Regions from separate parts of the Mus musculus genome. Here all the other regions are linked to region 1. The links are chromatin loops, found by intact Hi-C in ENCODE. Cell type or tissue: left cerebral cortex. All regions are shown on one strand. Region 1 holds the start of Ank (progressive ankylosis). Region 2 overlaps Otulin (OTU deubiquitinase with linear linkage specificity). Region 3 has its middle 53 kb from the start of Gm36899. Region 4 overlaps Ank (progressive ankylosis). Region 5 overlaps Ank (progressive ankylosis). Region 6 overlaps Ank (progressive ankylosis). Region 7 has its middle 140 kb from the start of Gm36899.

The links. A loop is a pair of places that touch in the nucleus more often than their neighbours do. Peaks named below come from ENCODE experiments on the same cell type or tissue, not always from the same donor. Only the 100,000 strongest peaks of a DNase experiment are listed, where the experiment ranks them.
Region 2: it touches region 1 in a loop (5-fold over the local background); 7 of 42 quality-filtered maps call a loop at or near these places.
Region 3: it touches region 1 in a loop (2.2-fold over the local background); 2 of 42 quality-filtered maps call a loop at or near these places.
Region 4: it touches region 1 in a loop (4-fold over the local background); 12 of 42 quality-filtered maps call a loop at or near these places.
Region 5: a loop joins it to region 1, with 4 times the contacts of the local background. A loop is called at or near these places in 16 of 42 quality-filtered maps.
Region 6: a loop joins it to region 1, with 5 times the contacts of the local background. A loop is called at or near these places in 15 of 42 quality-filtered maps.
Region 7: a loop joins it to region 1, with 7 times the contacts of the local background. A loop is called at or near these places in 17 of 42 quality-filtered maps.

Annotation. Positions count from the first base shown.
Region 1 is chr15:27,464,984-27,468,983 of GRCm38, forward strand. It overlaps Ank (progressive ankylosis), which reads left to right and starts at 1,694. Exons shown (of 12, transcript NM_020332.4): 1 at 1,694-2,116. The coding sequence starts at 2,021. In left cerebral cortex, CTCF peaks have their summits at 628 (motif pointing left) and 1,526; DNase peaks (open chromatin) are centred at 625, 838, 1,280, 1,578 and 3 more places; H3K4me3 peaks cover 3,446 bases; H3K27ac peaks cover 3,269 bases.
Region 2 is chr15:27,611,363-27,615,362 of GRCm38, forward strand. It overlaps Otulin (OTU deubiquitinase with linear linkage specificity), which reads right to left. Exons shown (of 7, transcript NM_001013792.2): 5 at 150-275. Among named protein-coding and RNA genes, the nearest start is that of Otulin, 17 kb to the right of the region's middle. In left cerebral cortex, a CTCF peak has its summit at 1,653 (motif pointing left); a DNase peak (open chromatin) is centred at 1,635.
Region 3 is chr15:27,407,660-27,411,659 of GRCm38, forward strand. No RefSeq gene overlaps it. Among named protein-coding and RNA genes, the nearest start is that of Gm36899, 53 kb to the right of the region's middle. In left cerebral cortex, no CTCF peak of the experiment used is centred here; a DNase peak (open chromatin) is centred at 2,122.
Region 4 is chr15:27,534,124-27,538,123 of GRCm38, forward strand. The region is part of intron 1 of Ank (progressive ankylosis); the gene reads left to right. Among named protein-coding and RNA genes, the nearest start is that of Gm29901, 15 kb to the left of the region's middle. In left cerebral cortex, CTCF peaks have their summits at 1,666 (motif pointing right) and 2,208; DNase peaks (open chromatin) are centred at 1,735, 2,267, 2,873 and 3,880; H3K4me3 peaks cover 282 bases; H3K27ac peaks cover 3,797 bases.
Region 5 is chr15:27,581,193-27,585,192 of GRCm38, forward strand. The region is part of intron 8 of Ank (progressive ankylosis); the gene reads left to right. Among named protein-coding and RNA genes, the nearest start is that of Mir7117, 12 kb to the left of the region's middle. In left cerebral cortex, CTCF peaks have their summits at 1,431 (motif pointing right), 2,094 (motif pointing left) and 2,293; DNase peaks (open chromatin) are centred at 1,437 and 2,074; H3K27ac peaks cover 2,531 bases.
Region 6 is chr15:27,591,634-27,595,633 of GRCm38, forward strand. It overlaps Ank (progressive ankylosis), which reads left to right. Exons shown (of 12, transcript NM_020332.4): 12 at 1,471-3,276. The coding sequence ends at 1,584. Among named protein-coding and RNA genes, the nearest start is that of Mir7117, 22 kb to the left of the region's middle. In left cerebral cortex, a CTCF peak has its summit at 2,310 (motif pointing right); DNase peaks (open chromatin) are centred at 1,405 and 2,291; H3K27ac peaks cover 2,808 bases.
Region 7 is chr15:27,324,404-27,328,403 of GRCm38, forward strand. No RefSeq gene overlaps it. Among named protein-coding and RNA genes, the nearest start is that of Gm36899, 140 kb to the right of the region's middle. In left cerebral cortex, a CTCF peak has its summit at 1,621 (motif pointing right); DNase peaks (open chromatin) are centred at 1,634, 2,038 and 2,225; H3K4me3 peaks cover 348 bases; H3K27ac peaks cover 576 bases.

The sequences.
Region 1 (4,000 bases):
ATGGAAATATTTAATACTTGCGATGCAGTCGGAAAAATCTGCACCAGAAAGTTAATGTCTCAAGCTCTTATTTATTTACTTATTTATGTATTTAATAAAGGCAAGGTCTCCCTACAAAATCCTAGCAGGCTTGGAACTCATTATGTAGCCAAGATTGGCCTGGAACTTACAGCAATCCTCCTGCCTCTGATTACCTTCAAATATAGTATTAATATGAGCCTTACAGAGATAAAGGGAATGGGTTCATTTCTTAGGACAAAATACTTGAATGTTTTAAGTAATACACAAGTTTAACTCATTATGTTTATTTTAAAAGATGTGTCAAGGCTATACAGAGAAACCCTGTCTCGAAAAACCAAAAAAAAAAAAAAAAAAAAAAGATGCATAGGAAGATACAAGTTGAACAAACCATCTATCTCAACTGCTACAGAATGAAAAGCTAAGGCCCCTTGTTCAGAAATTCATCATTTCAAGAGGGCAAGACCAGGGTTTGAAGAAAACGATGTTTCAGCAGTTAGGAGCACCGACTGCTGCTCTTCCAGAGTCCCGGGTTCCATTCCAGCACTCATATGGTAGCTCACAATGTTCTGGAATCCAGGAGAAGCTCCAATGCCCTCTTCTGGGCTCTGTGGGTGCTGGACAAGCATGTCATGCACAGACAGACATGCAGACAAAAAAAAATATCTGCCCATAGACATAAAATAATAAAATAAATATTAATGAAAAGTATTAAGGCAAAAACAGAGAGCCAAAGCAGGCACAGGACCCTCTACGAGCTAAGCTTTTTTGTGTGACTGTACTCGTCTCTTGGAGGCCAGCCCCGCCCTGCTGTGAATGCTTCAGTCACTGGCTTGGACCCTTTTTTCATACACTATACTGGGACACCGGCTGATGCTGGCTTTGTCAAGCTTTTCAGTTTTAGGTAAAAGTCTCAGCTCAGCAACTGATTTATCATGAAATCACTGGGGACATATTATAACACAGCCGAGCAGATTTTCTTTCCTTTTTTTTTTTTTTAAGCATATTTACCGGTCGACTTTTAAATAAGTAAACGGTTGCACATTACTAGCAAAAGCTGGAGACCGGTATGGAGCATCCCAGAACCCTAGTCCAGGACGGACAGTCAGTCCCTGCCACCCGGTGTATTTTTCCCCAGGGTCTGCAGATCTCTGTCACGAGAGATGCGAGATGCTCGTTTTGGTAAACCATCCTTCTCTCCCACTAATGCAGCCGTATCCCCATCACCCTAAAGCAGCTCCCAGTCCGCCTCAAGGCCGCCCGGACGCCGAGGCCTTTCCAGCTCGGTTGTCCCCGAAGCTCTACTCCTGGTTCCCAACTCTGGAGACGGCGCTCACACGGCCTTGCCGGACGCTCCGGGGACAGCATGGGGCTGTCGGTGTCGGGTCACCCGGAGTCCCCGCCCGCTCGCCCGCCCCGCCTGACTCCCCGCTCCGCGCGCTCGGCTCAGGCGGCGCCCCGGTCCCCCGCGGGCGCGGACGGCAGTGGCCTGTGCGAGCGCAGCGCCCCCCGCGGCCGAGCCGTGCGCAGCGGAGCGGGGAGGCGGCGCCGGGCCGGCCCCCTCCCGGGTCGCCAGCGGTGTCGCGCCTCCGCCCGCCCCTGATTTCCTCCGCGCGGCGCGGCGGCGGCGGCGGAGGCGCCTCGTGCGCGCGGTTATTTATTTATTTCCGGGCCCAGAGCGCTTATAATGGAGCCGCTGTCAGCAGAAGCCTCTGCTGCCGCCGCCGCCGCCGCCGCCGCTGCCGCCGCTGCCGTCCCTGTCCCTCCTCTCTTTCTCCCCGGCAGATCTTTGTTGTGTGGGAGGGCAGCGGGGATGGACTTGAGCTCGCGGCTCTCCTGCTAGAGCAGCAGCGCTTGGAGAGGACGCCGCCGCCGCCGCGAGCAGCCGCCGCCCCAGGCCCCGCCGGCCGCGGCCTCCGTCCCCGCGCTGCGCTCCGCGCGCCTCCCAGCACAGTGCCCTCGCGGCGGCAGATGAGTGTGGGGTCAGCCCACGGCGGGGACTATGGTGAAATTCCCGGCGCTCACGCACTACTGGCCCCTGATCCGGTTCCTGGTGCCCCTCGGCATCACCAACATAGCCATCGACTTCGGGGAGCAGGTAAGCCCGGCCGCGCCCGGTGCGCCTCGCTCGCCCAGCCTCGGCCTTGGATGCCGGGCGCCGGGGGGATGCGGGAGGAGAGGAGTCACCTGCTCCGAACCCCCTTTACCCTGGACCATTTGACGTGGCTTTGCGGCTTGTCGAGGGTGACTTTTGCAGCGCCCCATCCCCTCCCTCCGCAGATATTGGAGACTTTTCCAGCGTTCTTTGGAAAATAGCAAGCGACGGGATGATGGGGAACTTCACCTATAGAAAGGGGTTTAGTGCTCGGGATGAGTATTATGTAATTTGTGATTATGTAAACCTCGGGCCCAGAACTGCATGTAGTTTCTAGTAGCATTTAGTGCTGGCTTTTTACTTGCACAGGGTTTGGTGATGGTAGTGATGGTGGGAGAATTTGCCTTACAATGTCTCCAAGTTGATTTCCCACGTACTTCCAAATTTACATCTTTGCATGTAGCCTAGGTAAGGATTAGGGGTGTCCAGGAGGTACCTTGCCTAGAGGATCACTGATTATATCTACTTTAGGATATCTGTTCTCTCTCTCTCTCTCTCTCTCTCTCTCTCTCTCTCTCTCTCTCTCTGTGTGTGTGTGTGTGTGTGTGTGTGTGTTCTCTCTCCTCTCTTCCTTCCACCCCTTTGGACGAGAGCACATTTCTGGTGCTGCCTTCTCATTCTTTTTTCACGCTATCTCCATGTGGCGTCATTACCAATCTGGTGCTGCAGGCTCTCCCGTGGCGGTGAGGCACTGGTACCCTTTTGCAGGGCTTCCTGGCAGTTGCAGTTACAGCCTAAGGTCCGGGAGAGGGTTTGGGGGTGGGAGCTGGACCTTTTCAAAAGTGTAAGATAGACCTACTTTTGCAAATGTACTATTTTTTCCTTTCAAAGCAGTGGGATAAACCCTCTTTTGTTCATTAAGGGGCTCTGGATGGAGGCGGGAGTGAGGAGTTTCTGACAGTCACTGGGTAGGCAGGTATAGCCCACCTCTGTGTAGGGAAGGATAATTCATACAGGCAGGTGAAGAGTCGATACAGGAGCACAGGAAAACGAGGTATCTGCTTCACATGCGTTGGAGATGATTAAGACATAGAAAATTATTAAAACGTCTCACCAGCTTTTAAGCCTCGGACTTGTCAAGAACAAGAAGACTAGGAATGTCACTTAAGTGTTTCTTGGGTAGGTAGGTTTTGTTTGTGATTATAAACACAAGTTTGCGTTTACACTGAGCCTGTGGCAGAACTTTGAGAGTGGAAATTTAGATTCCCCTGAAAAGTTTGGACACTGCACATGGGTGATGATCACAAAAAGAAATCACACAGCAAGTCTCAGAGCATGTGTGTTATGAGGTGCCCATTAAGAGACCTATAAGTCTATTCTAGTTCCCTAATTCTCTCCATAAACATTATGGACTTCTCTATCATTTTATAGCTGGTTGGGGAGGCGATACAATGGAGTATTCTGGCAATTACAAAACCTGTTTTTCGGCCAGGTGTGGATTTAATCCCAGCACTAGGGAAGCAGAGGCGGGTGAGTCGTGAGTTCAAGGCCAGCCTGGTCTACAGAAAGGGTTCCAGGTCAGCCAGGGCTACACAGTGTGACTCTGTCTCAAAAGCAAACAAACAAAATAAATAAACTTAACACATTTTAAGAATATCTATTTTCACTTTTCACAGAAACTGTTTTTTATTATATATATATACATATATATATACATATATATATATATATATATCCTCTCTTCCCCCATTGTTAGTGGTTGGTAGTCTAAAACATTAATCACTTACATCCGTTGATTACCAAGTACCTGGTTAAAACACCATGTTATATTTATTCATTTTGTATTTGAGGGATGAATGAGAGGTCTAGGCATGGTGAATCTCATGC
Region 2 (4,000 bases), 150 kb after region 1:
GAAGACCATGAGCTAAAATGAACCTTCTTCCTTATAAACTTAAAAATAAATATGAGTAAATAAATAAGATTAGAACACTGAATCTGCTGGGACAACAAAAGAGAAAGCTTTGCACCCCGATCAGACACAGAAAATTTCGTGCGTCAAACCTTCTTCCTTAGCAGGGCAAGGGATTCCTTAATTTTTTCAACCAGGTCCTCACTCTTCCCATCAAATTTCAGTCCAAGTTTCCACTGCTTGATCCAGGTATACTTGTTTATCAGCTTCTCTGGTAACTGGAATATCAAGAAACAGAGATAAAGAAGTGTCAGTGTTGCCAGATAGCTGAGACAACCGAAAAGGAAGACACCACAAAGCCTTCATACAAAACCTACCTTATTTCAAAAATTAATTCCTGCGAGAGGATCATATGGGTTGAGGATGGAGAATCTGAATATGGAAGTCACAATCTCAAAGCATAGCCACAGAGAAGGCTGCAAGGTTAAATGCTGTTGGTTCAAATCTACAGGAGTCCAGCCTGCAGAACTAACACAGGCAAGGACAGGCAAGGCGCAGATCTGAGGCTAAGCTAAGGAAGAATCCACACTGGGTCTTCACAGCGGTCCTCACTGCCTGTGGCTGCTGGGGACTACGGCAACCTTACCATACATTACATGGCTCAGCAAGGTGACTGCAGGCACGGAAGGTCCACGGTAGAGTCAAAGGCTGCTGCTCTTCCTGACAGTGAAGCCTAACTCCTGACAACCTTCCCACACATCCTTAATCCACAGCACAAGATGGGGAAGAGGAATGAGGCCCACAGCAGCGGGAGGGTGGGAGCAGCACCTTTCTAATGAGAGCCACAGGCAACTACTATGGCCCTCACGTCCTGTTCCTGTTCCTGGACTATTTCATTTGTCCCTACACAGCATTAGAATCTGGAATCTGAAGGCCACAATTCAAGCCATGACAGCATGAGAAACTCTATCTTCTCAAGAGTCCTGGGTGTGTCAGGATGAAAACCATAGACTACACTGCTAAGATTTCACCTGAGGTCCACTGAGATGGTTCCGCAACAGAGGTACACACAGACACACACACACACAGACACACACACACACAGACACACACACACACACACAGAGACACAGACACACACACACACACACACACGTACATGAAGGAAGGAAGGAAGGAAGGAAGGAAGGAAGGAAGGAAGGAAGGAAGGGAGGGAGGGAGGGAGGAACAAATAAATAAATAGGGGTAACTGGCACTATAAAAGAGAGATTTCATCCCTGGAGTCAGAATGTCCTATCCTAACACCGTGTGCTGAACTTGCTTAACAGTAATAGGCAGTTCAGAACAGAGCATGCTCAGTTCCACTAGAACCTAAGCCTCTGAGACGCCTTCATAAACAATAATTCTGATTGTGCTTTCTCAGTCTACGGCAATCATATGTAACTAAGATGACTTGTCTCTACAAAACTCAAAATCACAGTGACAGTGCTCTGTGTCAGTCAAGCGGAAAAGCCATCTAGTCATCGTATTGTACTGTGATAAATGACCTTTCACCTAAAGCTGCAACAGCCCCACTGTTCCCACAAGCCCTGCACTTGTGAGACATGCACAGGCAGTTTAATTAGTCTCAGACTTATCACCAGAACCTCATGTGCCCTCAAGTGGCAGCAACATGAAATTACACCCTGGCTCCAAGAAGTACAACTCAAGAGAAAATACTCCTCCAAAGCTATAAGGTCTGAGAGGAGGCAGGTGGCAGCCCGGGAAGAGCTGTGGCTCTGTAGCACTGGACAGTAACCTAAGGAGCAAGTACAACAGGCAACTCAGTTACTTTTGGTAGAAACAAGTTAGTTTGCTCATCTCAGTCACTCATTGGTCAGTCTGTTGATTAAGTGATTATCCAGGTCCAGCGTGGAAATCTTAGAAAAAAGTTAAAAAAAATGAGACTTAGAAAAGAAACCAAGTTAGAGGACCAACAAGACAGCTCTGTGGAGAAAGCACTGACCATGTAAACCTGCTGTCCAGAGTTCAATCCCAGGAGCCCACGTAAGCACAGATGGTGAGTAAACTCCACAATGCTGTCCTCAGACCTCTCCGTACACTCACTGTGGCAGGCAGGCAGACACACACACACACACACACACACATGCTCACTCACATACACACACACACTCACGCTCACTCACACACACACACTCACATACATACACACACACATGCTCACTCACACACACACACTCTCAGTCACACACACACAGGCTCACTTACATACACACACAGGCTCACTCACACACACACACACACTCACACAGACACATGATAATAAAAGTTTAGAAGAACTATTAGGAAAGAACATGGAGTTGGACTTATTTATTCAGAAGTTAATACAACTTTAAATGCTCTCATGGGTCACACATGGGGTCCACATAAATCACTATTCCTTTCTAGTAGGCACACAAGTCTGCCTTCTTTTGGAGTAAGAGCAAGCAAGAAGCAGACCGTGCATTTGAAGTCAGCTTAGTCTCCAGAGCAAGTTCTAGAACAGCCAGGATTACAGAGAAAACTGTCTTGGAAAAAAGAAAACTAAAGATAGCAAGAGAAGAGGAGGAAGGAGACTGAAGCAAGAAATGACGATGGTAACGGTTAAGGATCACTCGGTAGCTTAAGCACATTATCTGTGACTGGCCTAGAGCCCAGCCTGTTTTCTCTAACAAATATCTATAATCTTGATAACATGGCAACTGCATGTATCAAAAGCATCAACCTCAAAATGAAGTCACAAGGAGCTTTCGGGTCATTCTGTAGTAAGTGCTGTCACAGGTCTTATCCATTCACAGATGTTTACAAATACAGTGCACTTAAGAACTAAAAAGCTCCTAATAGAAAGGATACTCCCTTTTCACAAGTGAGGGGCTGATCCAGCTTTGGCCAGCTATGTCCAGGTTGGGGCTAGGGTCAGACGATCTGCCTGCAGTCAAACGGGCTGGTTCTGGACAGAAGTAAGAACAATCAGAAAGCCTAGGCAGGACAAGAGAAAAGGGGACAGCTGCACATCAAAAGGGACAGAGCTCAACTCCTAAGCAGGAGAGCAGCTAGGCAGAGAGACTGAGCAGAGCAGAGCAGAAGGCCCTGCCCAGGAGTCATTCTCAAGCAAGCACAGCCGTCTGAGCACTAACTGTGCCTAGTCTCCCTCTGAAGCTCTAGCGGCACTGGGCTCACAGTCTGCACATGGAAGCAGACAGCTAGCACCCTTGCTCAGTCAGTGACTCTCCAGTACCTGTGTGTCTACCTCTCCTCCCTCCCCCCCTCCCCCCCACCCTGCTCCTCAAACGCAGAGCTGGAGGCAAGTGTTTCACTCAAGTCTTAGGAACATACAACAAACTGTCAAGAAAGGTCCAAACCATGTTACGTTTCTGAGGGCATGAGCAGGAAAGTAGTTTCTTCAGCAGATATTGAGCAGAAGCAAAATCCAATCAGTGTGAATACTGATCTCAGCGACGGGGCCCTCGGAAGGCAAACATGCAATGCTATGGAAAAGAGGAGCCCACTGGGAATTTAACAGTTCTCTGTGCATCACTCCAGTAGGCCAGGAAGACCTCTCCATCACCTCATCACTCCTGCCAGTGACACATTTTCATACTGTCCAAGACCAAATGCAAGCCAACACTCCTGAGAAAAGGCTGCACTACATAACCCAGAGCAGCTTAAATGTCACAGGACTCTTGCCTCAGCATGAAAGTGCTGCAGTTCCAGGCATGCAACAGCCCACCCTCTTAGCTGACCCATTTCACATGGGGTAGGTGATGTAACCCGAATGCACCTGTTAGCAGGAGCCGTTGCTTTACTTTTCTGGGATACAATGTGTATGTTTAACTACTTAGGACTGTATTTGCACCAAAAATTCTTAGAAAATATAAAAATTTAAAATTAGTGTCAAATAAGCCCAGAAATCTAAAAAGGCCCACAAAGGAAAAGACTCAAAAGTATCAGATTTCGTAATAAT
Region 3 (4,000 bases), 57 kb before region 1:
TCTTTCGCACACCCATCCTTTTCATTTCCAGCCCCCCCTTTCAGGTAAACCCAGTTCTCCCAAGGCCATTGGACGGCTATAGCCTAGATCTGGTTGGTCTGTAGGTATGTCTCAGAAGTGAAGGGATTTTCTTAATTAAGATAATTAATGTAGGAAGACCCAGTCCACGGTGGGCAGCACCATCCCCTAGACAGGGAGCCTGGACTATTTAGGAGTAGAGAAATAGAGCGGAGCTTAACAGAGGCAGACAAGCATGCGCGCACACACACACACACACACACACACTCTCACATCCATACAATAGAATCTAATGAGTCAGCAAGGTGGCTCAGTGGGTATACACTCTTGCTACCAAGCCTGGTAACATGAGTTAAATCCCCAGAATTCACATGATAAAAAAAAAAGAGCCCCAGTTCCAGCAGGAACTGACCTCCACATACACATTGCGCCACCACCACCATCACTGCACACGCACATTGAAATGCTAGCATGTTTATATCATGATAGTGGCCAGATAACCACCATATCATAGAATCAAGAAAAAACGAATGTTTCAAGATCATCAGAGTGATAAGTGAGCTATAACACACCTACACTGTAGACTATTAAAGCCATTTGTGGTGAACAGGAGTCAGGCCACTGAACTGGAAGGCTTCCAAGAGATGGTTGTGGGTACAAAAGCTAAGAGGTGGCTGGAGAGATGACTCCATAGTCATGAGCACTGGCTGACTTTTCAGAGGACTTGGATTCAATTCCCAGTGCCCACATGACACCTCACAAACATCTTAGCTCCAGTCCTAGGAGATCCGACATCCTCAGGCACTGGGCACGCACATGGTGCAGATATACATACTGGCGATACACTCATACACATAAAATAAAATAAAAGTGCCTTTTAAAAAGAGAAGATGCAGAATATAGGTATACTAAGCCCATCTTTGTGAGTGAGATAAAATTTAATGTAGTTACATGTATGTGTGTTGTAATGTTTCTACAATATGTGTATATGTGGTTTACTCATGCCCATATGCATAGTCTTATGGACATGCAATGGTTACATGGGGACATACCAAGCAACTAACAGTTTTCTTGGGAAATGGAGAGTGAAGGCCACATCCAAGAAGAGAAAAGGTAGAAGAAAATGAGATGCTGGGCCTGGTGGCGCACGCCTTTAACTCCAGCACTTGGGAGGCAGAGGCAGGCAGATTTCTAAGTTCAAGGCCAGCCTGGTCTACAGAGTGAGTTCCAGGACATCCAGGGCTACACAGAGAAACCCTGTCTTGAAAAGAGAGAGAGAGAGAGAGAGAGAGAGAGAAAGCAAACTGAACCAGAATGTATAATTCTGTTTTGTAAAATTATGCACATGTATTAGAGAAATTGGAACTAGGAAGATTGCTGTTTATAGACATGTCGAGATAGCTGTGGAGTACTGAAGAAACAAATAATGTGTCTCGTGTGTTTCCGCAGTTTGTTGTTGTTAGTTTTGCTTTCAGTGTTTATGAAATGAGCACTTCTTCACTGAGAAACCTATGAGAGAAACAGAAAACTGACAGGGGTCTTAGCTCTCCTTCCACTGGCCAGTGTGTTCACCACCCAGTTCTTAAACCCCATGCCCTGACTTCTGTTACTAAGTGGATGTGTGCCTTCTGCTACAATCTCCCTTCTCCATCTGCTCAGAACATAGTTTTTGTTGCCCCTTGGTCAGGTACTGCTTCCTCACTGACCTGACCTCCCTGGCTTTCACAGTCAGAGGGCACCCCTGAATCACCAATGCCATTTGCCTGTCTGCCTTCCTCCTCAGATCAACACTAAGAAGAGGGAGATTCTAGATTCCCTCTGTCTCCCTGCAGAAGCAGGATTAACTCATACAAAAGAAACCTCAGCCCCTCGCTGCCTCCTCGTCTTCTGCAGTGAAGCTCCTGCCCCAGCTTTGAGGTAGAGCAACCTGCACGGCCACCCGAACCCCAAACTCAAAGCGTAAGGTTTGCGCAGATGGCCACGCTCTCTATACTGTCTACGGCCCAGCATGGTGCTTCCTCCAGATCATTTGTCCAGAGAGATGTCACCAAGACTACCTTTATTTGGAAGGTTCCCTTCTGAATCTCTCCACCTCCAGTTGCTGAGAAATAGGAGTGGGTTTTGAGAAATCCTCTCTAGTCAAAGCTTCACGGTCAGACCTACAGCTTGGCGGCAAATGCCTGATTTAAATGTCAAGCACTTGTTTTGCTTTTGTAAGATTTCCCTTGGCGTTTCTGTGATGGAGACAGGTTTCCACTGACTTATCTCAGGGCCATACCTCAGATGAAGATAGACACCTTGGGCCGAGCAGGGCAAGGCGGTAGACCCAAGAGTGCAAACAGAAAGCACGTAAAACTTCGTAACAGCTTAGTTTTGCAATCATTGCCGGTATTAACCTTCTTCAAGCCTATTCGTGTTTGTATTACAACATCATTTGCTACACTCGTCACACTGCCCAGTTTTTAAAGATGATTTATAACCTCTTCCCTATAAATGAAAAAGAAAGAAAAGATTGAGAGAAAAATGGAATTAATAGAAAATGAGAAATATTTTACCTAGAGCTGGGGGTCACAGCTAAGGCCCCCATAAGAGAAGACAGGTTAAACCTAGAACATCATACAAATCTATTTAATATAACCTTTTGTATGGTTGGCATGTGAGGCAGGACTTAGCTATGTAGAGCCCAAGCTGTTTTTGAACTTGCTATGTAGCATAAATTTTAAACTCATGATCACCTGTCTCTGCCTTCACAGTACTGAGACTGTGGATATTTAGTATAATTGTCAAGGGACATGTAAACATTCCGAAATTAAAACCCTAAGGCACAAATAAGTCACATATTTTTTTTAAAAATAGTAAATCTTGTTGTCTTAGTTAACATTAACTCTCAACTTGACCCAGCCTAGCATCACCCAAAAAGAAATCTCGGGCAAATGATTGTCTTTATCAGGTTGGTTTTTGGACCTGCCTGCAAAAGATTATCTTGATTGTTAATTGATGCAAGAGGATTGGCCCACTATGGGCAACAGCATTCCCTAGGCAGGCACTCCTGGGCTGTATAGAGAATCTGACTGATCTTGGGTGAGAGAAAGCTATAAAGTGAGCTAACAAGCAGTTCCTTCATAGTTTCTACTTCAAGCTCTTCTTCAAGTACCTGCCTTGATTCCCCTTGATGGATGGATAGTGACCTGGAGGTATAAGCCAAATCAACTCTTTTCTTCTCAAGTTGCTTTTGGTCAGAGTGTTTTGCTACAGTAGCAGAAATGAAACCAGAACATTAGATCTGATAAAGATATCAATAAGTATGGAGAAGGATAACTGAACAGATGGGAGTTGATCTAGTGTTGAAACCCTGAAGGGAACATAGCAGCACCCCCCTTGCTTAAATTATTCTCTAGGCTCCATTGTCCTCAGAGATTTCAAGAAACAAATGTTTTCCTCCAAGTGTGAGAAGGACCACTCTCAAACCACAGTCTGTGACCTGCTACAGGGGGCAGAGTAGAAATGATGACAGACATCTTACAAAAGTAAGAAAAAAGTTTCTGCAATGCCACCATGACAAATCTAGGGATGACATGTCCTGAAGCCCGTCATACCCAAGGAAGCAGAGACACCCTTGAAACTCAAATCTACAATATGGCATTAAGATGGTTGGTTTCATTGATTAAAACATTATGGGTATTGTCTTAGTTAGTGTTTCATTGCTGTGAAGGGACAACATGACCAACTCTTATATCTAGGCAACTCTTGTAAAAGACAACATTGAATTGGGGCTGGCTTACACTTCAGAGGTTCAGTCCATTATCATCTCGGCAGAAAGCATGTCGGCGTGTAGGCAGACATGGTGCTTGAGGAGCTGAATATTCCAGATCTTCATTTGAAGGAAACGGTCTTCTGCAGGCAGCCAGGAGAAGACTAGAATCTAAACTAGAGAGTCTGAGCATAGGAGGAGATCTCAAAGCCCTCCCCCACAGTGACACAC
Region 4 (4,000 bases), 69 kb after region 1:
AGAGCTTCAGCCCAGGAGAGCCACTGAGCCCAGTCTTCAGAACAGTCACCGGACTGGGGCTTTGTCACCAGATACTGTGACCCCCTGTCCCTTCCTGACTCAAAAAATAAAGTGGAGGGAGATTGAAAGGTGTACCTGATATTGACCTGAGTCCTCCACATACATGAACACACGTGCACAGAACACCTTCCCCCAACACAGAGGCAGAATAGAAAACGGTAACAACTCCATAAACAGTCTTCTGAGGTAGACGTTAACCTTGGGATCTGAGTGATAGAATTATCAGGAAAAAAAGACCTTAGAACGGGGTCCCCCACAGCAGGGTCCCCCACAGGCTGGTTGTTCAGGTGCTTTCATTGATATCATTTGTCACTGGGTTTCCGAGGGGCCAAGTGCAATTTGGTAGTCACTTAATGTAAAAACATTCGCAGAAATCACGGAAGGCAATAGACTTCCTAAGTCAGGAGCTAGAACAGCAGGGAAGGGAGATTCTGAGTAGCTCAGATGTCCCCAAGGCTAAGGTGGCAGAGTAATCAGGAAAAATCTGGCTAGCAGGGACAGAGCAAGTGTGGAGAGTTCACAGAAGCACTCCTCCCAGCCCACAGTTAGCTTTCTGTTTCTCTCTCTCTCTCTCTCTCTCTCTCTCTGTGTATGTGTGTGTGTGTGTGTGTGTGTGTGTGTGTGTGTGTGTGTATGTTTACGTGTACCTGTACACGTGCATATGGAGGCCATAGGTTGTCAAAACCTGTCTCAATCTCTCTCCACCTTATTTTTAATAGCATATCTTTTGCTTATTCTTCAACAATATCACACATATAAACATACATATCTTGTCCACCCCCAACTCTCCACTCACACTCTTCTGGGTCACCACCTCCAAGAGAGATATCCCTTTTTCCCTTGAACATAGCCTCTTCTTTTTCTTTTAGTTTATGTATATGAGTGAGTGTTTTGTATGTGTTGTGTTTCTGGGGCCTGTGAAGATCAGAAGAAACCTTGTACCCCTCAAGTGGGTGCTGGAAATTGAACGTGGGTCCTTTGGAAGAGCAACCAGCGCTCTTAACCACTGAGCCATCTATTTACCCAGACCTGCTCCTTCCCTAGGTTTTGTTGTTGTTGTAGCTGTTTGCTTGTGTTTTGTTTTGTTGGGGGGGGGGGGGGGACACCGGGTCCACATACTGCTGCCTGCTAGAATGCTTGGCTTGGTCTCATGGGTCTCATGGAGTCCTGTGCAGGAAAGCCGAGCTCCCTTGAGCTCATGAGTGCAGTGGCCACGTCGAATCAGAGGACAGCATTTCACAGCTCTCCTCCCCATCCTCCACCTCTTCCGTTCTTCCTGTCCTCTATTCCACAGTGAGCCTTGGGGCGGGGCCATATAGATGCTCCATTTAGGGTTGAATAGTCAATACTCTGTTATTCTCAACCCTTTGAGGACCAGTTAAGAATCTCTGTGTCAGTTGCTGTCGGAAGCTTCTGTGACAATGACTGCGGACAGCACTAATGTGTACAAATACTTAGCGCTTGGATGACATAGTCGCAGTAGGTTCTCCTTAGGACCTTTGACCTCCCATGCCAAAGACCTTTGGGCAAAGTTTCAATACCAAGCATGACCCCTACCCCACAAGCAGGCCTCCAGATCCTATCTAAAAATCTTTGCTTATCCCTGTAATTTTTATGATACTGGAGCACCAGAGGGCTCCACACAAGAGCTTTATTTCAAGGAATCCAGACTTGCCAACAGACTAGCAAGCCCCAAGGATCCTCCTGTGTCTTCCTCCGCAGCCTGAAATTAGAGGCATGCGTCCCAAGAGCAGACTTTGCTTAGATGTTAGGGCTCTAAAGTCGGTCTTCATGGTGGCATGGCATGAACTTTCCCAACCGAACAATGACCCCACCCCTCCTATTGTTTAGGTCTGGCATGAATGAATAGCATCTTGACATATTAACCAGGAATTATTATTTGAGGACTATGTGTCTGAGTAATGTAAAAAGCTACAAGGAAATAAGATGTTTCGATAAAAATGTCACATCATGGTAAAAAATGAGATTTTTTTTTTTTTAAGAGCACTGGAAACCTTGAGCGTTTTATAAAAGGACACTAGAATTTTCTGATTTTTTTTTTTTTTAAGATAAGCTGGAGGATGGCCCTAGGCTGCTCTTGATCTTTCTGTCTTCCACCTGCCAGGTGCAGGGATTGTAGGCATGCAAGCAGCGAGCGCTAGAGTCATCTTAGTAATATACTCCTTCTTTGTCAAGCTTTCCCCGGTTAAATTTGGCTGAGCCGATGATGCTCATATCTAAATAAAGGATCGGGAGAGCTGACAAGAGTTTTGCGACACTAAAATATGTCCCTTCATGATTAAATCTGTTTTCAAATTAGGAGGGTCATTTTAAAAAATGCTTTTTATTACCTCAAACCTATGAAGATACAGATGGGAACACACTGAATTAGGTCTCACTTCACTATACCTGATCTGGTGGTTGGCATCTGTCTGTCTGTCTATCCATCTATCCATCTATCTATCATCTATCTATCTATCCATCTATCTATCATCTATCTATCTTGAAACAGGGTCTCACTGTGTAGCTCTAGCTGGCCTGGAACTTGCCACATAGACCAGGGACTTAAAAGGATCTGGCAGCTTTTGCCCCTCAAATTGGTTCTTTGTTTTTTATAAGCTCTTCTCTATGGATCACAAATGGCAGTGACATCAGGGTCACCTTTTGTCTGGACCAGGTCATCTCGGGGGTTTTCAGGAAGCACTAAATATGGACCTACAGAGCAGAGCCCTGTTTGACTGCTGAAGAGACCAGGCTCATTTGCCTGCTGTTCCCTTCAAACCACAGCCTCGTGTGTGGGTGTCAAGCTCTTGGCTGGAGCTCCAGCTAGACAGAGCTGTATAGATCCTTGAAAAAATAAAGTGGAGCTGGAAAACTACTGGGAAGATAAATGATCCAATTTAACTCCAACCACTTTTTAAAATACAGACGAACAGAACAATAACAGTGGAAAAGTACAGGATCCAGAAACCCGGACTCGTGGGGAGAACTGCCCTCCCCAGTGGCTGGCCATCCCAGTCACCCCACAGGTGGCTGTGCCTAGCTATGCTGGTCCTGATACAGATATCACCTTCCTGAAGATGTCAAATTCCGGAAAGATTTTTAAACTACACTTTAGCTATTTCATGGTGTGATGGGGGTAACAGACACCCTGCAGCTTTAGAGAGAGAAATCATCTATTATCAAAGGGCTTAGAAAACAGCCTGGACCATCTCCACACAAAACAGACGACTGTCTAGCCTGTAAGCCCTACGACTTCCTCTAAACCCAAGATGAGACATATGACATTTTTTCTTACTAAAAAGATAAAAAATAAAAGCGGGACTTTCAGCAATGAATATCAGACCTCAACTGGAAACCTTGCAGAACCTGAAAAGTCATTTCTGAATGAACAGTGAGATGAGTTTTCTGATAAGGCCCTGGACTTCAGGGCAGTCGGAGCCCTGAGCTCTAGGCACTTACTGAATTGCATAGCCATCCTCTTGAATACCCTGTTCCCTCCCCATCCCTATCGTCAGAACTTGGAGAGCCACAATGGCTCACTCACCTTCTATTTTTGTGGGTGTGTTTGCTGTTCTAGGGGTTGAACCGAGGTCTCCTGGATACTAGGTGAGCACTCTACCTCTGAGCCAGACTACCAACCCAGCAACTCAGCTTTTAGCTGGCTCTCACATTGGCTCTAGGTCTTATCCTCTAAGCTTGATTTTCTTCTTAAGTAAATTCCTCAACATGATTTGACTCTGTCAGGGAATAGTTTGCCCTGTTTTCCAGACACTTCTAAAGCAAGTGAAAGGGGGGAGGGGTAGGAAAAAACTGGTATCTGAGCCTTACACTTACAAGGCTAATCATGTGGCTCAGTGCTGCATTCTATTTGTGTCCCTGTGACTACAGCTGAGAGCCAGCTGGGTGCCCAGTCCTGTGGGGTCAGAGTGTGATGGAG
Region 5 (4,000 bases), 120 kb after region 1:
TGTGATCCAACATTGGTGGGCTCCAAGGATTCGCCTCCACCTTTGAAAAGCTGCAAGGTCACCTACATGCTGGTATTCATAGTGTCTGATTCCCTAGGAGAGCCATGTACTGGTTGATACAGAGACACTGGATCAAAAATGCCCATCTTAGGGGCTTGAAGCTGGAATCCGGGTCTGCAAGGCCTCCCACGTCCTCAGTTTCCCCATCTCAGAGTGGCTTGCTGTAATTCAAGGGCTGCCTGGCTTGACTCCCTTTTTGTCTGCTACTCTTGTTTAAGAGGCAGCATGTGCCCGCGCTGGCTGCAGCAGGACCACCTGCTGTCACCCCAGCATCCCAGGGAAGCTGCAGTTCAGTGAGGCTTGTCTCTTCTGGAACCCCACAAACTAGAAAATGTCAACACCCAAGTTGTTAAAGGTTAAAAGCCACTATCAGAGGTTCTGTTCGGGTGGCCTCTTTGTCCAGATTAGCTGTTGAGTTCCCATGAATGACCCAGTCTTACCTCCCTGTTGCTAAACTACCCTCCTGGGCAGCTGTCACTCAGCCTTCCAGGGTGACTGCTGGGGCCTGTCCTAGCCTTGGTACCATGCTGACCCTTTGTCTAGAACAAAGGCTGCCTGTGTCAGCCTTTGTTTCTGCTGTGGTCCCTCCCTCGAACCATGAGGTGGAGACTGCTTCCTCACTGTTCCATTATCCAGCAGAAGAAAATGCCTCCCTTGTGTGAGGGGGAGGGGAAGGGGTAGAAGGTAAATGGACAGAGGTCCAGGCGTTCTCAGACCAAGTCAGGATGCGGTTCTTTCCAGTGCCTTGGGGCATCCTGGAAATAGGGAGAGGGGCCTGGTAGAGGGCCCTGTCCTAGAGCATCTGTGACAGAGGCACCATCCCAGAATCGTATAAGGACTATGTGAGAAAAAACATGGAAAGTTCTTGGCCTGGGGTAACTGCTCAGAGTCTGTTGCACAGAGCTGTTTCCCTCCCCGCCCGCCCGGTTCTCTGGGAGCTGTCAGGGTAGGGCTTGTTAATTCAGCAGCCCCTGCAGAGCCGAGAGTTTGTCTCATGGGCTGGAGAGACTTAGGCATCCAAACAATGAAAACTGGTCTCCATGCCTTCCTCGTAATAGACTGTGCATGTCCACATGTGCTGTGAGAAAACAGATGATCAAGCATGTTGTATTGTTATCATTTTCCCCTTTTCTCAGAATTTGGTGGCATTTATGTGTGTGTGTGTGTGTGTGTGTGTGTGTGTGTGTGGTCATGGGTGTATGCAGATACACGTTAATCATGTGTGTTCACGCTGAGGTTGATGTTAGGTGTCCTGCTCCATAGCTCTCCACTTTGGATACTTTAGTTATTTTATTATTTTTGTTTTATGTGTGTTGGTATTTACCTAAATATATTTCTGTACATCATATGCACGCAGTACCCTCAGAGACCAGAAGATGGCACAAGATCACTTGGGACTGGACTCACAGATAATTGAGAGCCACCATGTGGGTGCTGGGAATTGAACTTGGCTCTTTTGGAAGAGCAGCCAGTATTTTTAACCATTAAGCCAGCTCTCTAACCCCCAAAGGGGTTTGTTCATTTCAGCTTTCACTAGAAATCCCTTGTCTTTGCTCCCAAGGGCTGAGACTCCTGGTAGCCAACAAGTCTTCACGGCATCGAAGGTGGGCACTGGTTATCTGACCTCTGGCCCTTGGGCTTGCATAGCAGAAACTTTATATCCTGATCCATTTCTTCAGCTCCCTTTGAAAACATAGTAGTCGTAGTCAAATACACATAATACAAACTTAGCATCTTGCCCATTGCGACTTTACAGTGAGGTACGGTCCTATGGTTGATTGTACTACCTCCTCGCATCCACAGAACTCTCAACCAACTGAATGTGTTTTCATTAGGCCCCATCCCCTAAGTTCCAAATTCTGAAAAGCTACTTACTGAAAAGCTACACTGAAGCTAGCATGTGGACCTTTCTAGACATCCTTCAGACCTGTTAAGGACTAGAATGGAACATTCTGTAGATACCTCCTGTGGAGCTGGCAGGCCCCGGACACCCAGCTCCTCTTCTGCTTGGTGCATGGCACCCCCTGCTGTTTGAAATGTCGCCTTGCTTCCAAGCAGTGTTCTGTGACTTATCAGGAATCTGGGGTCATAGCAGAAATGACAACAGGGCTCTCAAGAAGAATGAGTTCATCCCATCCAACCTCAATCGGAGGGCTGACTTTCATCTCCTTACTCTGTAGAAAAAGAGGGATGCTAAAACTACATCTGAAGGTGTTTATCTTCACGATGGATACACTTTAGAAGAAAATGGTAGCATTTATTACAGATTATTCACGATAAATGTGTAATAACCATGCTTGCCAGCAGGCCGGATGGAGAATATCAGGTGACACGTCACATCTTATCATGTGACTTTTCTAGTGCTTCAGAATAGAAAACCAAGACCTGTTTACTCTATGATGTATACAGCTGGCCATTATTTTCAGCAGTCTGACGTTTGCCAGCCTGATCTTACATAAGAAGTCCCTACCTGGGTTTTCTTCCTTGTGTCCTTCTCTTTCCCAGTGGGGTGCCTACCAAAGCCACCTTCTCTCACTGCCCTTTCAGGTGCTGCCTCTCATGGCTTTTCATGAGATCACCCTTTAGCAGATGGCTCACTCCAGCCTCGCTCCCGTCATTCTGACAGCGCTGATGTACACTCCGTCTTGGCGTGTTTCATACACTGTTGTCTGTTGGTATTTCCACACTGGAAGACAGCATTGCTTTCTCCTTCTCAACTGAGATGTTCACACAAGATGCTGGCTGTTGGAGCTGAGCCCTTAGCTTCCTTTTGATGTCTGCCCCCTCCCAAACATGACTTCTCATGTCCCTGATAAAACATATATGAAGACCCACTTGGTTTTTTCTGCAAAGACATAAACAGGGGCATGTTGTATTTAAAGCTGTTTCTAACAGGGTGGCGGGGATTGACAGGGAATAGCATGGTGTCTTTGAACTTGAGGTATCGTTGGCTGTGTAGTTGGAGGTGAGAGTCCAGGAAGCCCAGTTCTTGTCTTGTGAACTTGAACAATGCAGTTCCCAGGCCACATGGAGGGATTTTAGGAAGAAGGAGTTTATCATAGGGAGCTGAAGGGGGTGGGGGTGGCAGAGCTGGGCAGGAGGACCCTGGGAGGGGAGGGCCACCAGCCACACTGCTGCGGATGGAGGTGGGAATAGCTGGGCACCTGACGTTAGTGTGCTTTTCTGGAAAGAGCACTCCTTTAGGGGAAAGAGATAAGGAAATAACAGGCCCCTTACTGCCCTCGAAAGCCTCTGGCCATGGCAGAACCAAAGACCTTTGCTATAGACATTCCTTTCCTGGCATGCCTAGTTTACAGCAAGGAGGCTAAGAAATAAACTGGTTACTTTTATTTATGGTCTTTTTATCTATATCTCTGCCTAGTCAAATTCTACCGCCCATTCTCATCAATACTCTTTGTGGAAACTATCAACAGGGAAATGAAATCAATCCTAATCCCACGTGTATCTAGACGAGGCCACTATCGATGCCAGTTGGACCCCCAGTAAGCCATAGGAACCATAGCAGCAGACATTGACCAATCAGGGGTGGCGAGCTGCACAAGTCGTTGGCTACACTTTCTCGTTGATTTCCTTCCTCAGTTAGACCTTATGACAGCGTGGACCAGTCCCAACTCCACACACAGGTACCTCTAAGGAGGATGGTGCTCACAGTAGTCCTGTAAGGGACAAGATCCCATCTAGAACATGAGAGGCATTCTTGCCCAGAAGCAAAATATGAAGAATGAGTGGCAGGAATTCACCCCAGGCGGGCAGGACTCTTCTAGTTACAGGAAACACCGAGTCACCATAACACCTGATCTGTGTATAGAAGTATGGTCCTCCTAGTGGGAGGACCCCACCACATGCTGCACTGCAATTCTGATAAATGCTCTAGACAACAGTGATGCCTTGGGCCAGGTCTGTTGTTGTTTGTTTTAGA
Region 6 (4,000 bases), 130 kb after region 1:
AATTCTGCACAGCCACCCTGTCCCTTCTACACCATACCCAGCCCATTACAGGCCCTCACCCTGACAGCACAGAGCTAGTCTGTCCTGAAGGCAGGAGTTTTCAAACTGCACAGAAACTGTTTGTTTTTTTTTTTTTTTTTTCCTTCCTCTCCATGATTTGTGAGTTCTCTGGGATCAGAAACCCTGTATTATCCACTTAGATGAGATTAACCAGGGAGAGGAAACCAACAGAGATGACAGGGCCTAAGGCAGAGCCTGGATGTGTATACTTTTGTGCTGCAGGGTACATAAAAACAACACAACTGCTAAGAGACCAGGGAAGGAGAGCCCAGGGACAGACAGATGATGGAATTCACTGTGAAGGGTAGACTTGAGGGGTCGGGGCCATGGAGGTCAGGAGAAAAGGGTGAAAATGTTGAAGACCATAAGTAAAGGGCAGAGGGCTATAAAGGAAACTTCAGAAAACTAGTTAAGGGGGGTAAAGCTCCACTGCACTGGAGACTGACCCAGTGAGTGGGACACTAGTGGGAGAAGGGACAGCACAGCACAGCCAACTGGCCAAGTACAGACTGGAGAGAGTGGGCAGGTAAGATGGGAGATGGGAGCCTCCACTAAATGTGGGGAATAGTCATGGGAAATCTGCTTGCTTATGCTTCGGTCAATTAAGTGGAAAACCAAGCTGCCCCGGAGGAAGGGCCATGAGGAAGGCTAGAAGACAGAGGAGGCCAGAGGCCAGGCGGAAGACCAAGCAGCTGGGAAGAGCAGGGTGTGGAAGCCCCGCCACAGAGAGACCGGCTCCCTGCAGTGGGCAGCTCAGCCCAGGCCTTCTTCTGGGTCCTTCAGCCATGCTGGCAATTTCCAGCAGAGACAGAGTTGGACCTATCTGAGGTCTGGGTTTAATCTTGTAAATAGGACTCAAGAAAAGCAAGGAAAGACATGACTATAATTGCTGAGCATTACAATTAAACCAATGTGGGATGGGTGAGAGGCTTCAGGAGGCTGAGCCATAGGAGAAGCACAGAGCGGTGGTGGGAATCAGGTCCTGAAAGGAACGTGCTGGAAGAGCCACAGAGTTCGAGAACACAAGGTCTGCATGGACCTGGGGAGGCCCGAGTGCCGGCTGACTGCTGAGCAGCTCGTCAGTGAGGCCACCAGGAATCAGGATACGCGGTCCACAGGGCAGAGGGAAGCCAGAGCTGTCAGAGGGGCGGGACACCCACTAACCACAGGTGAAAGGACTACTCTAGAGAAAGCGTGTGGCTTTGGGGCAGCATTCCAAAGCATGTCAGCAAAGGTATAAGGGACAGAGTTCCCCACAGTACCCAGCATACAGCAGGTATAAGAACAGCCACGGTGAAAGGAGCGTACTGAGCTAGATTCAGCCTGGACCATAAAGTGGCCTCCCGCCCCCAGCAGTGTGTGGTGTGTCCTGCCCACATCCCCACTGTGATGTGTCTTCTTTTAATCTAGAAAAAGAAGATGGAGAATGAGTCAGCCACCGAGGGAGAAGACTCGGCCATGACCGACATGCCTCCAACAGAGGAGGTCACAGACATCGTAGAGATGAGAGAAGAAAATGAGTAAGCACAGGCTGCTGGGGGCCACCGCAGGGACAGTCAGGACAACAACTGTCGTCTCTTTCCTCCTCCTCCTCCCATCAAGTTGTTTTCTGTTGTTTAATTTTTATTCTTGGTTATGAAAGAGGCCTTGATTTAGAGGTTTCGTATAAATTCTCTAGCATACTGGGTATGCTCACCGATGCAGGGACCTGAAGAAAGGTCTTTACTGTCGCTTTGTAACTCAGAATCGCTGACTTCACGCCCCTGCTTCATAAAACCCAAAAGATAGAGCTGCCTCTTGGTCAACGTTTCTACTCCCTTGGACAATCTCCACTTTGGAACCAAAGGACTTGGGCCAGACTTTTCCTGTTCATGTTTGCCTCCTCCTAAGAATCAACAGGTTGAAGCTCAGCCTCTCTTGACTTGCTCCCCAACACTGTGGCTCTGGAGTCATGAACTATCTGCCGCACATACTGGTGGGCCCCAGGCTGCAGCCCACAGTCTCCCTGTTCCCAGAGGAAGGGCTGGTGGCCCTGCTGGGCCAACGTAGTGGGAATTTAATCTCCTGTAGAAATTGGGTCAGTCACCAACTGACTTGATCGTCAGCATCCCATTGTTTTCCTGGTTTCACTGAGTTGCCGCACCCCACAGTGTATATACATGAGCTGACTTTTCAGAGCTGTCCCGCAAGTGCAGCTCCAGTGTCAGCACCCTCCGCATGAGTTTCCCTGAAGGCTTGCGTTTACTCGCCTTCCCTGAAGATGGCACTAGAGCGAGAAGTGGAGCGTTCTAACTGTCCATTTCTCTAACTGTCCATTTCGTTTTCACAGTGAGCAAAGCTTTAAGTCGTAATCTAGCATCCTAATGCCAGGGTCTTGTCTCGTAACTTCTGATGTAGATGTGCCGCCTATTTCTGCAGGACAGGTAACCGAGTGTACTATGGTACTCCCCTCCACACCATAAAGCAAGACATTTTATAAACAGTATCAAGGTCACTATGTGATACCCCGGAAATAATGCATTGGAAATCCACTTAGTGCAGTATATTTTTCTAAGTTTTGGAAAGCGGGTTTTTTCCTTTAAAAAAAATTATGGACACAGTTCACTAAATTCCTGATTTAGTCAAAGTAACTAGACTGAAAGAACCTAAACAAAACAAATATTTTAAAGATATAAATATATGCTGTATATGTTATGTAATTTATTTTAGGCTATAATACATTTCCTATTTTCGCATTTTCAATAAAATGTCTCTAATACAATTCAGTGATTGCCTTCATGCTCCACATACCTACAGCTTACTCGGGTTGTACCAGTGACCGCTGTATGTTACAGCCTTCTACACGTCCCTTGTGTATGAATGTAAGGGCCTACAGATCCAATTGATGGGCAACCTCGGGAGGAAATGGATCCACTACTGTAGACAGGCAAAGGTGGGAAGGGCGGAGGGAAAAGGGCGGAAGGCGGGCCTCTTGTGCTTATTATTTTGGTGTTGTGTAACCTCATGTTAAGACTGTCAGGGCTACACAGGCTCGCATTTCCATTTCTAGATACCCAGTGTCCCTCATATGTGCCCACCATGGGAACAAATCCTATGTGCTTCCGTAGCTGCTTGTGGGTGACGTCAGGGGCAGATCTGAAAGATAACTGAAAGTCTTAATTGTATTGGCTTTTTAAAGTACATGACTAGAAAATTAAACAGCAATATTTTTTAAAATGTGTGGCTATTTTCATGCTTCTGGGGTTGGAGCTTAAATACCAAATATCAAATTCGAAATCCTTTCCCTTTAAAGTCAAGAAAAGCTAGTATCTCTTTATTGTGCACTTGGGACATGTAGCTTAGAGCCCAGAGCCGCCTTCATCAGGATGACTGGACATCAGCTGTGTAAGATGTCCCGAGCCCCTGGAATGCAGTGCCAGGCCCAGGCCTCTGCAATGGAGCTGCGGTTTGGGGGGATTTGTTCTGACCTTCCCCTCCTAGTACAGGCTCCTCCACACACATTCTGTGGGCCTGTTTTGTCACCTGACACCCTGAGACAGCTGCCATACTGTTGTATTCAAACAAAGAATTCCACGGCCTAGACTTGGGAAGGGCCTTTCTCCTCTTTCCACAAGCATTAAGGGCAGCCTTTCTAGCTCAGCAGCTGAGTGTTCTTTTTAAACATATTGCTCAGCTAACAAACTGAAAAGGACCATGTCTGTGAAATCCTCAAGGACTGTGGGAAGATCATTCTCAAGGTTAAGCGACAAATACAACCTAAAGTTGCAGAGGCAGGAGACAAGTTTTCCTCAAAATACTGAGTTAGGATGGCCTTTCTAGAGTGAGGGTTTTCTCCGAGAAACTAGAGAAGCCTGTTTATCTGAGGGGCAACCGAGGGTCATTCTAAGTGCACACCTGACCTGCTGCTGGCTCTGCCCTTGTTTACTGGGTGCTGGCACAC
Region 7 (4,000 bases), 140 kb before region 1:
ATATCAGGTGGCTCAGTATGGTCTGTAGCTCCAACTCCAGGAGATCCAACATTTTCTCTGGCCTTTACAGAGCATGCTCCTGCACTTATTCACACGTGGTCACACACATATGCACACATGAATACAACTAAAATCTCCTTTAGAGAGAGAAAATGATAGGTAATTCTAGATGGCCAGACAGGAATACACCATTTTGTGATGGGGCAGCTCTTTGGGGACATTTTACTTGGCAGATCTTTGTCTGTCTGTCTGTCTCCTCCCCCCTTATCCTTCATCTTCCTCCCACTCACTAGACAGTCTAAGTTCTAAAGGGTCTACCCAAATGGTGGAGATGTAAACTGGTAAAACTTCCTTGAGATTCCCAGAACCCACTATATCTGCTGTTCTCTGTCCATAGTCTTTAGCTAATTAGGTGCAGGAGGCCCATGACTCTGTTGTGTTTGGACAGAGAAAAAAGAAAAGAGACAGCAGACTAAATAACAAAGGCCTCTGCCTCCTAACCAATATCTCCATATCCTCCCTCTGTCCCTTCTCATAAAAGCCCTTTGTGCCCTGGAGGCCTCAGAGAAGGACTCTGTAACAAGAATCTCCTTCTTGCACCTTCCTATCCTCACATTCATCATGAACACCAAAGAGACCAAAGAGCACAAGAGCAGGATCACCCACGGACGGCGCCAAGGACAACTTCTGCACCTGCCAGCTTTGGTCCTGCTATGAGCACCAACAGTGGGAAGGAAGATAGGATTATGGAGGGGCACATTCCACACATTGTCCTAGGCGGGACAAGAACTCCAGGTGGATAGAAGGCTGAATTCAGAGCTTAAGAACCGACCTGTCTACTCCCCATGAGGGACTCTTCTCTAATTGATGAACGTCTAAAATCGTTTTCAAAGAATTAAAAAGAAAAATCTTATCTACAGCCACCATGAGCCAGACCGCAAGCACCCACACTTCTCCCCATACTACCAGCTCCTCCTCCACGAGGAAGATATATCCCTGTCGCCATTTTTTTTTTTTCAGAATAACCTGGAGTTCTCAGAACATACTGTAATTCTCCCAGGAACACAAAACAGAAAAACGACTGAGTATGGCTCGAACCAACTTCCATTTGACCTATGGGACACCTATTATCTACCAATATCCACCATGTTTTCCTATTCTGGGACTCTGTCCATCAGCCCTAACACTGGAATTCTGTCTACTCCAGCATATATTTACGACCCCATTCAGGCAGGGGGACACAAGGAAGACTGGTGTCTTCCCAGTAGCAAAAGAGTGGCCCAGGCAAGTTACATAGACTCTCTGTGCCTCAGTTTCCTTCTCAACAAAACAGCACTGTCTCCCAGAGTCCTATAAGGATGAAATATGATGACTATAAACCAAACATTAGTGTTCACATGCTAACTGGTACAATTATCTTGATTACTGCCAGAACATTTATTTACACAGTCCCCAGTCTTTTTACTCTACCTAGGACTAGCCTTTAGCTTTCAAAGCAGAATGGGGCAACCCGTTTAAATAGAAGAGTATAAATAAGACTGCGTTGAGAAGTGACTGAGCTGGAAGGTGTCCTACTGGCAGTGACACAGCAGTGGAGCGGTGACTTGTAGCTTTGCCCATTTCCACTAGATGGCGCTGATTTATTACAGCCCACCCACAACCCTTTGCATGTAAGTTACACAATAAAAGACACGTGCGTGAGGTACCTGGCAGGTATTGTTTTCTAAAGGTCTCCCTTGATTCTACTTCTGGCACGGGGCAGTACAGTCCTCTGCATCAGACCATGCACCACCCCTAAAGAAGGCAGGGATTGTCTTGTACTGGATTTATTTTAGAGAGAAGGTAGAGATCGTTGTCTTTTGAGATTACGATAAGGGGGTCACACAACCAACACATAAGGAATCTCTTTATGGCAAACACGGAGCATCATGAATTGCTGACATACAAGAAACCGACGCGACGCCAGTAGAGATTAGTGACAGTCTGAGGAGCTTTCCAGTAGGTTGTTTGCTCCATTGAGAAAAATCACACCATCACCTGCTGTTAAAGGGCAGCAGCTGAGCAGTGAGCTGTGCTGAATTTTCGGCTGCTGCCCAATTTGGAAAGTAAATTCCTGCCTTTTCTTCAGTTTCCAGGAACAATAGCCTCCTATTCCACCCACAGATGGAAACCCTGATGGAAGGTTGTTGTTGTTTTTCCCCCAAAAGGACCTTCCAGGATTCCCAGTAGTTGCTGTCTGGGCTTTATCTGTAGAGCTTGTAGGCCTGCCCGGGAACCACAAGGTGAGACAGCTCTTGGCACTCATTCTCTCCCAGTGAGGGCCCTGCTTCCCCAGACTGCACGGCTCTTTTCTCTGAGTGGAAAATATTCTCTTCACATCTCTCATCGGATTTCAGGAGAGCAGTTCAAGATACCTCTTGCTAAATGACGAGGAAGAGGGGGAGCTATTCGCCAAAAGGAAATATCTTGTTTTCTGTCTCCATGGCCAAGAATTGATTTCAAAAGAAGCTTGTTTAGACTGTTTTTGTTTTAAGTTCTAGTCAAGCATGGAGAAGAAGCCTTTGAGAGCTCTGTTACTGGAGATGAAGTGCAAAGATGACTGGCCTACCCGGGCAACCTTGGCATGGGGCAGAGGCTTGCCATATCTCATTGTCCAGCACACAGCTCTTCTTCCATTCACCTTATCCTGTCTGTCTCCACACCAAGGCTACTGGCAGACAGGCAGGCAGGCAGGTGCTATGACCCCTTTCAGACACATATGGTTGGATATGCTCAACACTGAAAGTCAGGGGACCAGTGAGGTGACTCAACGGGTGAGGGTCACCAAGTCAAAAAACCTGGGCTCAGTCCCTGGGATCCATATGGTGGAGAGGAAAATAGATTCATTGAAGTTGTATGCACACTGAGGGTTACCTATGCCCAGCCCCCCACAAAAAGTACATAATCACGTGTGTACGTATTTAAATAAAAGAAGAAAGTCAGGAGCAGAGTTGAGACTCACACCCACATCCTTGCACAGTTTTGCCCCAGTTTTCACCTTCATGTGTTGCGTGCTGTTCTTTGCCACACTTGGTCCACGATAAACTCACCTTCCTGCTGCGTCTAATCAGCCTGTTTTTCCTATGAAGCCTAAAACTGTTGGATTTCATTTAGTAAAACACGTGACTGACGAATTTGTTTTATTTATGTTTTGAACTGCAAATACTTTTTTTTTTCTTTTGTAAGGGAAATCTCATACAGACGGGAAAATCAACCACTTTTTCAAAATCATTTAAATGGAAAAGGGATGTCGGTTTGGGGCAGACTCATTTCCTGTTCTACATCCATGGTGGGTTCAGGATGCAATTTTGGATGACAGTAAAGACACTGGGGTGTTTGCTGTTTTCCTTTGCTAAACGACATGATTTAAGAACAAGTGAAATTGTGTTTCTGCGGGCTCACCTCCATATTTACTCTCAGCCTGACTCTCATTTTCCAGTGTCTCATAGTCTGGAGAGGAAGTGTGGTCTAGTGGTCAGGAAAAAAACAATTTAGGAGACTAGAGTTGTGTTTTCTATTCCTGTCTCACTACCTGACTCATTGTAAAGTGCTAGAGAGTCACTTAGTCATCATGACACTCAGTTTACCCATATTGCACTATCTAACGATGGGGCTCAAAAATACAGACCCTTGTCAATATAAAAGGAAATATGAGGCCGGCTCTAAAAAGAAATAGCATGGCATGAACACAAAGCCACGTGAGCACATAACAGGAATGTCCGAGAAATGTAGATTCTCTAATTCATACATGAAATGAGAGATGTCATCAGAGATGCTTCCAGTAAGTATTGGTCCCGCTGGTGTTGGGTGACAGGAGCTGGCTGTGATCATATCTGGGAATCTACTCATGCTGAGAAGGAAATCTCAGAACCAGGAGCCAAGAAGAGGGGCACTAGCAATTTTCTAGGGGGTAGGGAGCTTTCTTCTAGTCTCCAGAGAAAATGTAACATAGTGAGAGCAC